Linked DNA regions of Mus musculus: region 1 is linked to region 2. A link is a contact called in ENCODE POLR2A ChIA-PET data. All regions are on one chromosome and are shown on one strand. The core of a region is the stretch at or near the end of the contact, and the rest is flanking DNA. Distances in the headings are between cores, read along the strand shown.

The links. ChIA-PET counts read pairs that join two places held with the same protein, here RNA polymerase II (POLR2A).
Region 1: POLR2A ChIA-PET joins it to region 2 with 19 read pairs in Patski. The contact joins the enhancer-like site here to the promoter of Eif5 in region 2. POLR2A ChIA-PET finds 5 or more read pairs at or near these places in 2 of 5 experiments (Patski and embryonic stem cell).

Annotation. Positions count from the first base shown.
Region 1 is chr12:111,447,912-111,453,887 of GRCm38, forward strand. Tnfaip2 (tumor necrosis factor, alpha-induced protein 2) reads left to right here. Exons shown (of 12, transcript NM_009396.2): 4 at 72-186; 5 at 336-458; 6 at 628-728; 7 at 1,320-1,418; 8 at 1,855-1,978; 9 at 2,772-2,894; 10 at 3,132-3,287; 11 at 3,440-3,561; 12 at 5,510-5,976. The coding sequence ends at 5,651. Among named protein-coding and RNA genes, the nearest start is that of Tnfaip2, 8.2 kb to the left of the region's middle. Within about 2 kb of position 2,625, at least 1 of the 3 ENCODE cell types and tissues checked has a DNase peak (open chromatin) inside an H3K27ac peak, as active enhancers do.
Region 2 is chr12:111,534,431-111,540,186 of GRCm38, forward strand. It overlaps Eif5 (eukaryotic translation initiation factor 5), which reads left to right and starts at 3,671. Exons shown (of 12, transcript NM_173363.5): 1 at 3,671-3,809; 2 at 3,925-4,118; 3 at 4,978-5,257; 4 at 5,371-5,452; 5 at 5,700-5,756. The coding sequence starts at 5,186.

The DNA.
Region 1 (5,976 bases), core at 1,375-3,874, 88 kb before region 2:
GTGGCTGAGCTAAGCTACAGGGCCGGCCACTGCTGGGCTGTGTTCTCACGCCGGTGTCCCTCTGCCCGCAGTGATATTCTCAACAGCCCGAAGTTGGCACAGGAGCTTCAAGGTGTCGGGCTTGGGAGCCTCCTGCCCCCAAAGCAGATCAGATTGCTGGAGGCCATGTTCTTGTCCAATGAGGTGGTGAGTCCAAATGTTAGGGGTGGGGCCGGGGAGGGCCAGGTGGTGAGAGGAGGAAAGAGAAGAAACAGGACACTGGGCTCCCTGTCACATTTCTGAATGAACTTGGCAGACAGGCTTAGTGCTACTGTGACCGGTGTCTTTTCCCCTAGACCAGCGTGAAGCAGCTCATGGCCCGAGCTTTAGAGCTGGAGTCTCAGCGCTGGACCCAGGATGTGGCTCCCCAGAGCCTGGATGGCCACTGTCACAGTGAGCTGGCCATCGACATTCTCCAGGTACCACTAATGTCCCCCTCAGTCCCATGGTGCACAGGGACAGCCACAGCTTTGATGGGGATGGGAGGACCTCAGAGCTTCGGTCCTGTGATCCCGCATCCTCCCATGCTCGGCCCAGGCCCAGCCCAGAGCGGGGTGTTATGCTATGCTCACCCACTGCTCCCTGCAGATCATTTCACAAGGCCAGACTAAGGCTGAGAACATCACTTCGGACGTGGGGATGCAGATAAAGCAGTTGCTGCTGGTGGAGCTGGCTGCACTACTGAGGAGGTGGGTGTGTCTACAGCACCTGAGGAGCCCCTGGCCCTCCTTGCACTTAGGGTGGGGAATCCAAGCTAAGTCCGTCCTTCCCTTCCTTCGTCAAGTACAGCGCAGCGTCCTCTGCCCCTGTCCGAATCCAGGGAACTGCAGCTTCCAGTAGGGTGGACTCCACAGGGAGCTGGCACCTCCTGACCTCCTTCGTCAGCAAAGCCCCCTGGCAGAGCAGTTTGTAGCTTCAAAGAAGAGATGCCACCATGAGGAATGGAGGCTCCTGCCATCCCTTCCCATGACACCCTCAGAACTCACTTGGTTTCCTCCCCACTTCTGAGAGCGCCATTGGCCTACAAGGACACCCTTTGGCCTCCCAGCTGTAGAGAGGGACTGGGGAAGAGGAGGGACCTGGGAAAGGAATGCAGACCCCGGCAGTACTTTCTCACGCACCCTAGTGGGACCCTGGCTCCTCAGGTTTTGCAACTTGTAATATGATCATTGGGAGCTTATGGCCCCTTCCCAGCAACCCGCAGACCAAGGGAGTGGCTTGCACGGTCTCGGTCTCGGTGCTTGGACTGCAGCTGAAGGTGCCCCTTCTGGTTTTGTCAGCTACCAGCGCGCCTTTGATGAGTTTCTAGAGAAGAGCAAACTCCTGAGGAATTACAGAGTCAACATCATGGCCAACATCAACAACTGCCTGTTCTTCTGGTGAGAGTGCTGGGCAGATTTGCCTGATGGAAAGACAGGACAGATGGGAAGTGGAGCAACTCGGGGCGGGGGGGGGGGGGGGGGAGTTAAGGGTCACGAGGCTGTGAGGAAATGACTGGGCCTGGAGCAGCCACAGCAAAGGGGTGGGGTGCTGAAGGAGTCACCAGGATGCAATTGACTTATTTATTAGTTTAGCCTTATGATAAAACCGTGAAGCAGAACACAAGCTGAGGGTGGACAGCTGGAGATTTGCCAAGGGCAGGAGGGGATGTGCCTGGGGCATCCAGGGGAAGACTCAGACTGGATCCCGAAGGGAACAGGAAACTTGCTGAGCCTCCAGAGAGCAAAGACCTAATGTAGGATGCCTAGTCCAAGGACCGGTGCAGGACACCGCAGGCTGAGCAGGCTGTCACGACCTCCTCCTCTCACTCTCCAGGACTTCCGTGGAGCAGAAATGGCAGATATCTCATGATTCTCTGAACCGCCTGCTGGAGCCTTTGAAAGACCTCAAGGCCCATGGCTTCGACACCCTGCTCCAGAGCCTATTTTTGGACCTGAAGGTATCAGGAGCCCCATTCTCCCCTGCCTTCCTCTTAAAGTCTGGCACAGGAGGGGAGGCAGGGAAGGGGGTGTGGTAGAAGCTACACACACACACACACACACACACACACACACCACTGTGCCTCAGACCTGTGAGAGGCTCAGCTAGGGAGATGCGCTGTTCCTGGGGATATACAAGTGATGCCCCCCTGAAGTGCTCTCTGGCTGACCCACCTGACATCCTCACTTTGCCTTGGCCTGGGAGGGTCCCAGGGCTGGGAGCATCTGGGGAAGACCGAGCCCCTTCCACCCCATTCCTGGCTCCTAGTTCCTGGAGCTCAGGACCTTTGATAGCCAGATTCCATCTTGAGGGTGGGATTGGGGAGGTACTCAGAAAACACAGGAGAGCGTCCCTGCTCAGCCTCAGGAGTGGAGGTGCAAAGGGCAGCCAGTGGGTAAGGAAAGTTCACACATAGGGTGACCCTGGATGCCCTGGCACAGGGTGCAGCCCAGCCAAGCACAAGGCCTTGTTTATGCAGGAATTTATTTATTTAAGAAGGAGGCAGTGGAAAAGCCCTCAGGGCTGCAGACAGGCTCATTTTGGCTCTCCTGGGCCACAGCTGGGTGACCTTGGAAGAAGGGTACACTCAGACTGCCTCTGCTTCCGATCTGAGAGCAGGGACCTGAGAGCCAGCCAGCTCCTGGAAAGCCCTTGGGACCCTGCTGGTCATGAGTGTCTATGTGAGGGTGTCTGCGCTTAGCCGCCCTTCCTTTCTGGGTGTGACCAGACATCCTGCCTCTCGCCTGTCCCAGCCGCTGTTTAAGAAGTTCACACAGACCCGTTGGGCAAATCCAGTTGAGACCCTGGAGGAAATCATCACTACTGTGAGCAGCAGCCTGCCTGAATTCTCAGAGCTGCAGGACTGTTTCCGGGAGGTGAGGACTGGGGGATTGGAGAAGTCTGGACACCCACGCTGATTAGCAGTGTTTACACCCCACACCCACATGTGTTCACACATGTGCGCAGACATGCAGACACCCGTGCTCACACTTTTGCCTCTATGGACTGGCTGGGTTTCTGCCTTGGAAGCTTCGGTTCCGGGGAGGAGATGGCCATCTCCTAGGGGTAAGTGTCAGCCGGTGGCTCACTCCCTCTGTCATCTGCTTGCCCAGGAGCTCATGGAGACTGTGCACCTGCACCTAGTGAAAGAATACATCATCAGGCTCTGCAAACGGCGCCTGGTCCTCAAGACGGCCGAGCAGCAGCAGCAGCTGGCAAGGCACATCCTGGCCAACGCGGATGCCATTCAGGGGTTCTGCACTGAGAATGTGAGCACCACCCACCCGCCCCCACGCCCCGCCCCGAGAGCCCTGAACAACCCCACAGGGACTCTTCAAGTCTGGGTATCTACTGCTCTAAGTGTCTCCTAGTGTCCCTTGGGAAAAGGGACATCATCCTTCAAACAGCCCTCTTCCTTCAGGGCTCCACTGCAACCTGGCTGCACCGCGCCCTCCCTATGATTGCTGAGATCATTCGCCTGCAAGATTCCAGTGCCATTAAGATCGAGGTGGCCACATACGCCACTTGGTACCCTGACTTCAGGTAAGCACTAGAAGCTCCGAGGAAATGGTTTGCCAGGTCCCCACCATGACCCTGAGCATGCTGGGACTAGAGTCTCCTCATGACCCCCTCAACTGTTAAGGCTCCGCAGTTGAGGTGGGGTTATGATATCTGACCTACACCAGGTGCTGACTTCATGCCAGACACTGTGCTAGGAGCTCAAGCATTCAGCACTCTCAGAGCCCATGAAGGCTGGCACTGCTCATCGTTTGCAGCTGAGGCTTAGGGAGCTGAGGGAACGTGACCAAGTTAGTATAACTTGTCGTGACAAGGGCAGGTAGCATGTTCCCCCACTCACGTGCTGAGCCTTGTGTGATAGCACTGTACAACGAGAAAAGTGAGTCCAGGATTTATCACTCAGCCTGGAGGCGACTGGGTCTTACACCCTCATGTTCCTGTTAAGGTCCTGTCTGAGGACCTGGCAAACCATGGATGGTATTCCTTCCTAGGCCAGGTCCTCTGATATGACAGTTTGAATTAGCCTTGACGCGGGTTGACCTAGCTTAGCCTAGCCCACCTGTGACTGACCCACTCCACCTGTTCACTCATCTGTCTGCATATATTGACCTACACACATGAACAAGCCCCCATCCACCTATCTACTGGTCCATCCACTAGTCTATGTGCTTACCCACTCTCCTATCATCCACATATCTGTCTACCTGTCTACCCACTTCCCTGTATAGATGTCTATCTGTCCTCTGCTTACCCATCTATCTGCTCTTCTGTTGTTCTGTCCATCCTTCCAGTTACCTATCCATCTTCTGCTCACTTACTCCCAACCTATTCATCCATCCATCTGTCCATCCATCCATCCATTTGTCCATCTGCACATCCATCTATCCATTCATCTGTCTACCTACCCACCCATCCATTCATCTGTCCATCCATCCATCCATCTGTCCATCCATCCATCCATCATCCATCCATCTGCCCTTCCATGAAATTACTCATCCATCTGTCCATCTGCACATCAACCTATTTGTCCATCATCCATCCTTTCATGCAGTTACTCATCCATTTGTTCATCCATCTGTCCATCCATCCATCCACCCTATCATCCATCCATCCATCCATCCTTTCATGCAGTTACCCATACATTTGTTCATCCATCCATCCATCCATCCATCCATCCATCCATCCATCTGTCCATCCATCCTTCCATGCAGTTACCCATTCATTCATCCATCTGTCCATCTGTCCATCCATCTGTTCATCCATCTGTCCATCTATCTATCTATCTATCTATCTATCTATCTATCTATCTATCCATCCATCCATTCATCCATCCATCCTTCCATGCAGTTACCCATCCATTCATCCATCTGTCCATCTGTCCATCCATTTGTTCATCCATCTGTCCATCCATCCATCCATCCATCCATCCTTTCATGCAGTTACCCATCCATTCATCCATCTGTCCATCTATCCGTCCATCTGTCCATCCTTGCACCCTTCCATACAGTTACCCATCCATCCTTGCACTCTCTCATCTACCCACCTGTTCACTTATCCCTCTCCTTTGATCCCACCGACAGCCCTTGATTAGTATTCTGAGTACTGGACCCGCTGCTGCTCTATGCTGCAGGATGCAGTGAGGTACTGGGCAAGCAAGGTCCCAGTCCTCTTCCTGTAGCTGACAGCCTGCTGAGGGCTAAGCATGATGAGACGATTGGACAGAAAGAGAAAATTCCAAGTTCTAGTGAATTACAGGGGCTGCTGACCAGAGAGTGCAAAGCCACTTAGAGACATGACATTTAGCTGAACTTAAGAAGACCCAGAGAAGGCAAGGCTACCTACTGGGCAGAGCAGCTGGCTGCAGGTTCTGTGGCCGTGTCTGGAGTCAGGACAGCCATCGAGGAGGAGGAGTGTTTGTGAGCAGGAGTGTTTGTGACCGTGGGGCTGACAGGGTGTACTCTCTCCTTGCCAGCAAAGGCCACCTGAACGCCATCCTGGCCATCAAGGGCAATCTACCAAGCAGTGAAGTCAGGAGCATCCGGAACATACTGGACATCAACACGGGAGTGCAGGAGCCTCCCAGGCCCCTGTTCTCCCTTATAAAGGTTACTTAGCTTTTCTGAAGGTCTGATATGCTAATGAGGCCCAGGGAACACCAGGCACCACACCAGTTGGGGATGCTCAGTGGCTCCAGCTCCATGACCCATCATCAGGCTCCCACATTCTGCTGTTGCTTCTGCCCAGCCCTGGCTCTGGAACAAGATCTGACAGCCAAGATCGCACAGATGATGGATCCAGTGGGGTCCAGACCTCACTGAAGGGAGCTGACATCTGAGCATGCAAGAGATTTCTTGTAAATGATTATTCATCTTGGGTAGAGTGACCTTTGTCTACCTACACTGTAGTCTGCCTTTTAACGGTCTGAGTTGCCCTGTCCAG
Region 2 (5,756 bases), core at 2,421-4,920:
GTTTCTCTGTGTAGCCCTAGCTGTCCTAGAATGAGATCTGTAGACCAGGCTGACCTCAAACTCAGAGATCCACCTGCCTCTACCTCCTGAGTGCTGGGATTAAAGGTATGGGCCACCTCATTATACAGTGCTTTATGAAACATAAGCAACTCAATCAGGTTTTGGGATTGTTTTGTTTTGTTCAAGACAAGGTTTCTCTGTGTAGCCCTGGGTGCCCTGGAACTTGCTCTGTAGACCAGGCTGGCCTTGAACTCACAGAGCTCTGTCTGCCTTCCCCTACCACATACACCCAGTGGTGAAATTACCACACCCAGCCTCTCTCCTACCAGGTGAGCCCTTGGGGTCAAACTTCTGTCATTAGTCTTTGCCGGAAGCACCTTTACCTAGTAAGCCATCTCACTAGCTCCCAGATAACAGTTAAAAAATAAAGAAAGCAAGCATTCTAGACAGGTGTGGTTGTGTACACATTTAATCCTAGCACTCAGAAATCAAAGCGGCAGTCAAATCTCTCTGAGTGCCAGCCTAGCCTGGTAGTCAGTTCCAGAAGGAGCAGGACTTTATAGACTAGTTTGACACATGATGGAGATCAATGTTCCTCTGCCAGAATGAAACCATTGTTTCCAGAGCAGTAACTTTGTATTTACAGTGAAAACACTGCCCTTCATAACTCACCATGTCCTCTAATCTGAGCAGAGGTGACTTGTGTTGACATTGCATGGTATGTCAGCATATGCAAGGCACTCTGCACATGTCACATGCTCAGAGCCTTGGTGGCAGTGTAGCCGGTCACTGGCAGCATGGGCAATGCTATACCAACACTTCAAATTCACTCTACATTTGATTTTGAATTCACTTTTGGTCATTTAGGGATCAATGCCTTTCACTATTGCCATAGTTTTTATGCTGTTACACAATCCCATACGGTTGCAAAACCCGCAGTTTAAGAAGCTGTGATTTAGGGCACCAGCCCTCAAGGCAGCCAAGGCTTCTGCACTCACCAGATAACGCTCACTCCCTTCTGGCATCTCTGACACCTTGTCTTCTCTGTGCGCACTTAGGTATAGGCTGGTGTGCCAGAAGAAAACATGCTCGTGTCCTGTAGCTCCTCCTCCAGCACGAGCCAGTGATTGAAGTGACTGTGTGCAGCCTTCAGAGCTGAGACCCAAATGTCATAAAGGGTGTGGAGCAGCTGACCCACCAGGGGGCTCCTCAAAGTGGCTCTACCTAAGTGCCCACAATGTCTGACTGCTCAGAAACGCATACTTCTAGTTCAGGAAGAGTTGGTTTTAAAACTCAGGGGACCAATTCAAACTAAAGAGACTCAGAGACACCAATGTCTAAGCAACCAGCCAGTCAATTTCCTCATTTACCTCTGCAGCAACTATTCATGTCAGCTATCCAGGGCCAAAATGCACAGCCCATGGACAAGGATTTCATAAGCACCAAGTGTCCATCGCTTAACAAACTGTAAGTACCTGGCTGACGGAAATAACATCCAAATGAGGTGGCGACAGAAATAGCAAGGGAAATGATGCAATAAGCTTGGTGTCACACAAGCTTGCGTTCAGAAGCTGCCTACAGGATATTAAAGGGCTGTTGTCACCTGTAAAGCACAGGTCTAACACACCCCTTACCAGACTATTAGTCACTTACATACAAACTGCCCACTTAGACTCCTCTGTTTACTAGGGAGGGCTATGTCATACGCTGACCCAGAAAAGCTCTGAGAGCCAAGAGAATTGGGCACACATGCTAGTTCTGTAAGTTACAGAGGAAATGACCTTGGAAAAGCAGCTTCATCCCCCCCCCTACCCTCAGGCTTCAGTTTTCTTGTTTGTAAAATGGGTGTAAAAATTCCTCAGTATTCAAGGTCTTCTTAAAGCTGTAGGATATTAGAATCTGATAAATGGCGTGATTACGAGTACTTCTTATTGTAAATAAATAAAATTAATTTAAAATTTTTTACAAAGCACTTAGCTGGGTGTGCTAGTACCTGTCTGTAAGCCCCTACTAGGGAGGTTGAGGCATGAAGCTAGCTATGAGTTTGGGGCCAGGCTGGGCTACATACTGAAAGGGCATCAAAGTGATTCTTAGAAGTTGTCCATAATAACAGCACTAAAAATTAAAAGCAACACTAGCATAAGCTTTTATATTTTCATCTCCTTTGTGGCTGTCCTGGAACTTGTTATATAGGCTAGGCTAGCCTGCCTCTGCCTCTGGAGTGCTAGGATTAAAGGTGTCAGCACCCCTGGCTCCTACAAACTTTTAAAATGAAGTTAAACATCAGGCCATCGAACATACAGAAAAGACCACTTTGTATAGTGTTACCAAAAATACTTTTGTGAGACAAGCCTCTTACCTCGGACTGGTTTCACACCCTTTTCTGAGAGTTTCTAAAATATTGCCATTTGAGTTCAGCCAAGCAAAAACTCAATCTTTTCCAATACTGCCAAGTCATGATCCATGGCTCACAGAGGCACTGCCTGAGATCTTTCCACTTTAACGAGGGGGAACCTGGATAAGCACAGAGCCGTAAAAACTGTAGAGCCATGGACTGTGAAATAAAAGCTACAGAAGAGACACAAATCTTTCAGTTCTGCATCTTGTCTTTAGTCTCCCTCACGGACATGGTCAATTAGCTTTACAGAGCTTTTAAGTCATGGGGAAATAACCTTGGATTTGGGCAAAATAAAATTGATCTTTCCATTTTAACCTTGTTACAAATTCTACTGGCGTAGAACAAAGGGCAGCCCTTCTTCCACAACACTGCTCTTTCTCCCCATCCAGGAAACCAGGCAGCTGCTGACTAAGCCAGGCTGCTGCTCTCAGAAGCCCTGGGAAGGTGGAACAGGTATTTCTATATTATTAGTTGGACTCTGGGATGATTTCAACTCTCAGTCGAAACTTTTACCAAAAAAAGAAGTTTTTTTTTTCTTTTAAATAATGGAAGAGTGTCTAGGAAAGAAAAAGTCCGGGCTCCTCTTCCGAACATAAATTGTTAGTAAATAAAACACTGTTGCCTCCTCGGGTGCACCTGCAGGGAGTCACAGTCACCAACCAGCCTGGCCTTTACAGACCGGGCTGGGCTGGACGGGGTGGCCCTACGTGGCGACTGAGCCCCGAGGCGGGGGGATGGCCAAACCTCGAGGCACAGCCGGACCTGACTGGGGTCGAGACCACCCTAAGTTGCGCGGGGACCCAAGCTACACAAAAAAAGGTTTCTATCGTGGGAAACCTCAGAGCCACAACCGCGGAGTCTCGGCTCGGCGGCGGCTTGGCTCCCCGAGCTCAGGGAGAGGCACCATATGGGATGACAGGCACGGGCCAGGCAGCAGGAAGGGTGGTGGGAAAGAGGCAAGGGGAGCCGCAGTGTCGGGAGCCTCCTGGCGCGGTCCAGATGAGCAGTTAGATCACGCGTGGCCCACAGAGAAGCACCGTGGACATAGCCGGCCCGGCCCCGCCCCGAGAGAGGACTAGGCAGGCGCCATAGTGCCTGAACGCATAAACTCAGAGCGAGCCGGGCTATCGCGAGACCGCGAAGGCCTCTGGGAAGGACGGAGTTGGGGGGGGGAAGGGAAGGGAAGGAAGCTGGGACAGGCAGGAGGCGGGCCGAGACCACGAGTGGAGCCCCAGGAAGTGGAGGGCGGAGAAGCGTGAGATCGACGTGCATGCGAGCCAATGACAAGAGAAGTTGGGAGGGCCTGCGGCCAATAAGCGGTGGCTGCCCGGTACAAGGGGCGGGCTCCGGGGCCGAGGGTAGCTTGAGCGCGGCGGCGGCGTTGTTCAGTCAGAGCGAGAACATTCCAGAGGTGAGTCCGCGGGGGGCGGTGGCCCGCGCCCCTGCCCTGCGCTCCCGCCCCTCCACCCCGCGGGCCGCCGGCGGGGGCAGGCGCCGCCCGCCGCTCACTGCCTTGTCCCCGCCAGGTCGCCAGGCTCGGCGCTGCTGGTGTGGACGCGGACGTCGCTGGGACAGTCCCTCCCGCTGCTCGGCGGCGGCACCTGCCCAGCCGCCCCTCCGCTCGCCGCCGGCCCCGCCGCTCCGGACCCGGTTTCCAGCGCCTCTTCCTCCCAGTCCCGGGCGAGCCGCGTTGGGTTTATGTCTTTATTTGACGAAAACGGTGAGTCGCGGGCGGCGGGCCATGGCGGCGGCAAGATGGCGGCGCGGCCGCGTGACCCGCCGCGCGTGTGGCGCAGTTTGGGGGGGGCCGGGCCGTGCGGGAGCGCGCCCGCGCGCGCGCCGTGGCTGAGTCAGGCCCGGGGCGCGTTTGTGACTCAGGGAGGCCGCACCTCTGCCCCGCCGGCCGCCGGAAGGGGGAGGCCGGGCGACGGGCTGCGACCGTCGCGTAGCCATGGGGACGAGGGCGAAGGTCGGCCGTGCGCCGAGGGAGCGAGGGGAGGGAGCCCGGGCGCGGCTTCGGCCGTGGTCCTCGTGCTCCGACGGAGCCAATGGCTCCCAGCCTGGACTTGCCGCCCTGAAGCCCCCGGAGTCGCCGAAGCCGCCCCTCGGCGGTTGGCAGGTCCGGCTCGACGTTTCCCGTTTTACCACGATGGCAGCCGGGGGAGGCGCCATCGGCGAAGTTGGTGGCCCCCGGGCCTGAAGTGAGGGAGAGAAAGGGCCCGGATCCCCTTTTCGGCAGTTACAACGCTGTCGCTCGGCCGGGGCAACCCATGACTCGCCGGTGGCCTTTGATGTGACAATCTCCCGGCGGCTGAGGGAGCAGGGTTTGTGTTCCGTGTTGTCCTCCTCGTTTCGAGCAGTTTCCCTGCCAGTCACAACCCGTGTCAAAATGGTGGCCTCCTGGGTTCCTGGAGTTGTGCTTTGTTACATGGGGATGTCAGCTGTTTTCTCACAAGGACTCGGGCTGTTAGAGCTCGGAGTGTTAGTTGTGTGAGGGACTCGGGGACGGGAAGTTGTCCCGGGGAGGAGTGATGCTAAACCTGTAGGGTTGTTGTGTGTTTTCTCCTTTTCTCTTTCAGAGCTGTTGCGCAGCCATTGGTACCTGTATTGGGGAAACATAGCATACAAGCAAGAAGCTTACAGCCTCAGTGGCGAAAATTTTTTCATGTCAGAGACCGAGAACTCTTGCAGTCGTTTATGTCATCCCTTCTTCTCCAGACAGAAGATACCAAAAAGTTGCAATCAAAGATCTCTTCATCTTATTGATAAAGTCACTAATAAGCCAAAATGTCTGTCAACGTCAACCGCAGCGTGTCAGACCAGTTCTATCGCTACAAGATGCCCCGTTTGATTGCTAAGGTAATGCTGGTTTTTATTTTAGTAGCCTGTTGGTCCGCACACTCTTGATAGGTTTTGAAAGATTACATTTCACAGGGAAGACAGTGCAAAATTGAAATTCTTATTTCCTTTAGGTTGAGGGCAAAGGAAATGGAATCAAGACAGTTATAGTCAACATGGTTGACGTTGCAAAGGCGCTTAATCGGCCTCCAACGTGTAAGTAAAGCTTGGAGAAGCCTGAAAAGGTATATTATGGCTATAGTTTTTACAGTCTTTGAGCTATACATCTTTCCTCAATCATGTTAATTAGCAAGTTGGAACTGCGGACCTACTTGATTGGGTGTCATTAAGCCACCCTGGCTGTATTTCAGTTTCCCTGTAATTTTAACACGGTGAGTTTTTGTATATTCACGTGCAACCAGTGCTTTAGTTAACTATAATGGAATGTCTTGTCTTTATACAGATCCCACCAAATATTTTGGTTGTGAGCTGGGAGCACAGACCCAGTTTGATGTTAAGA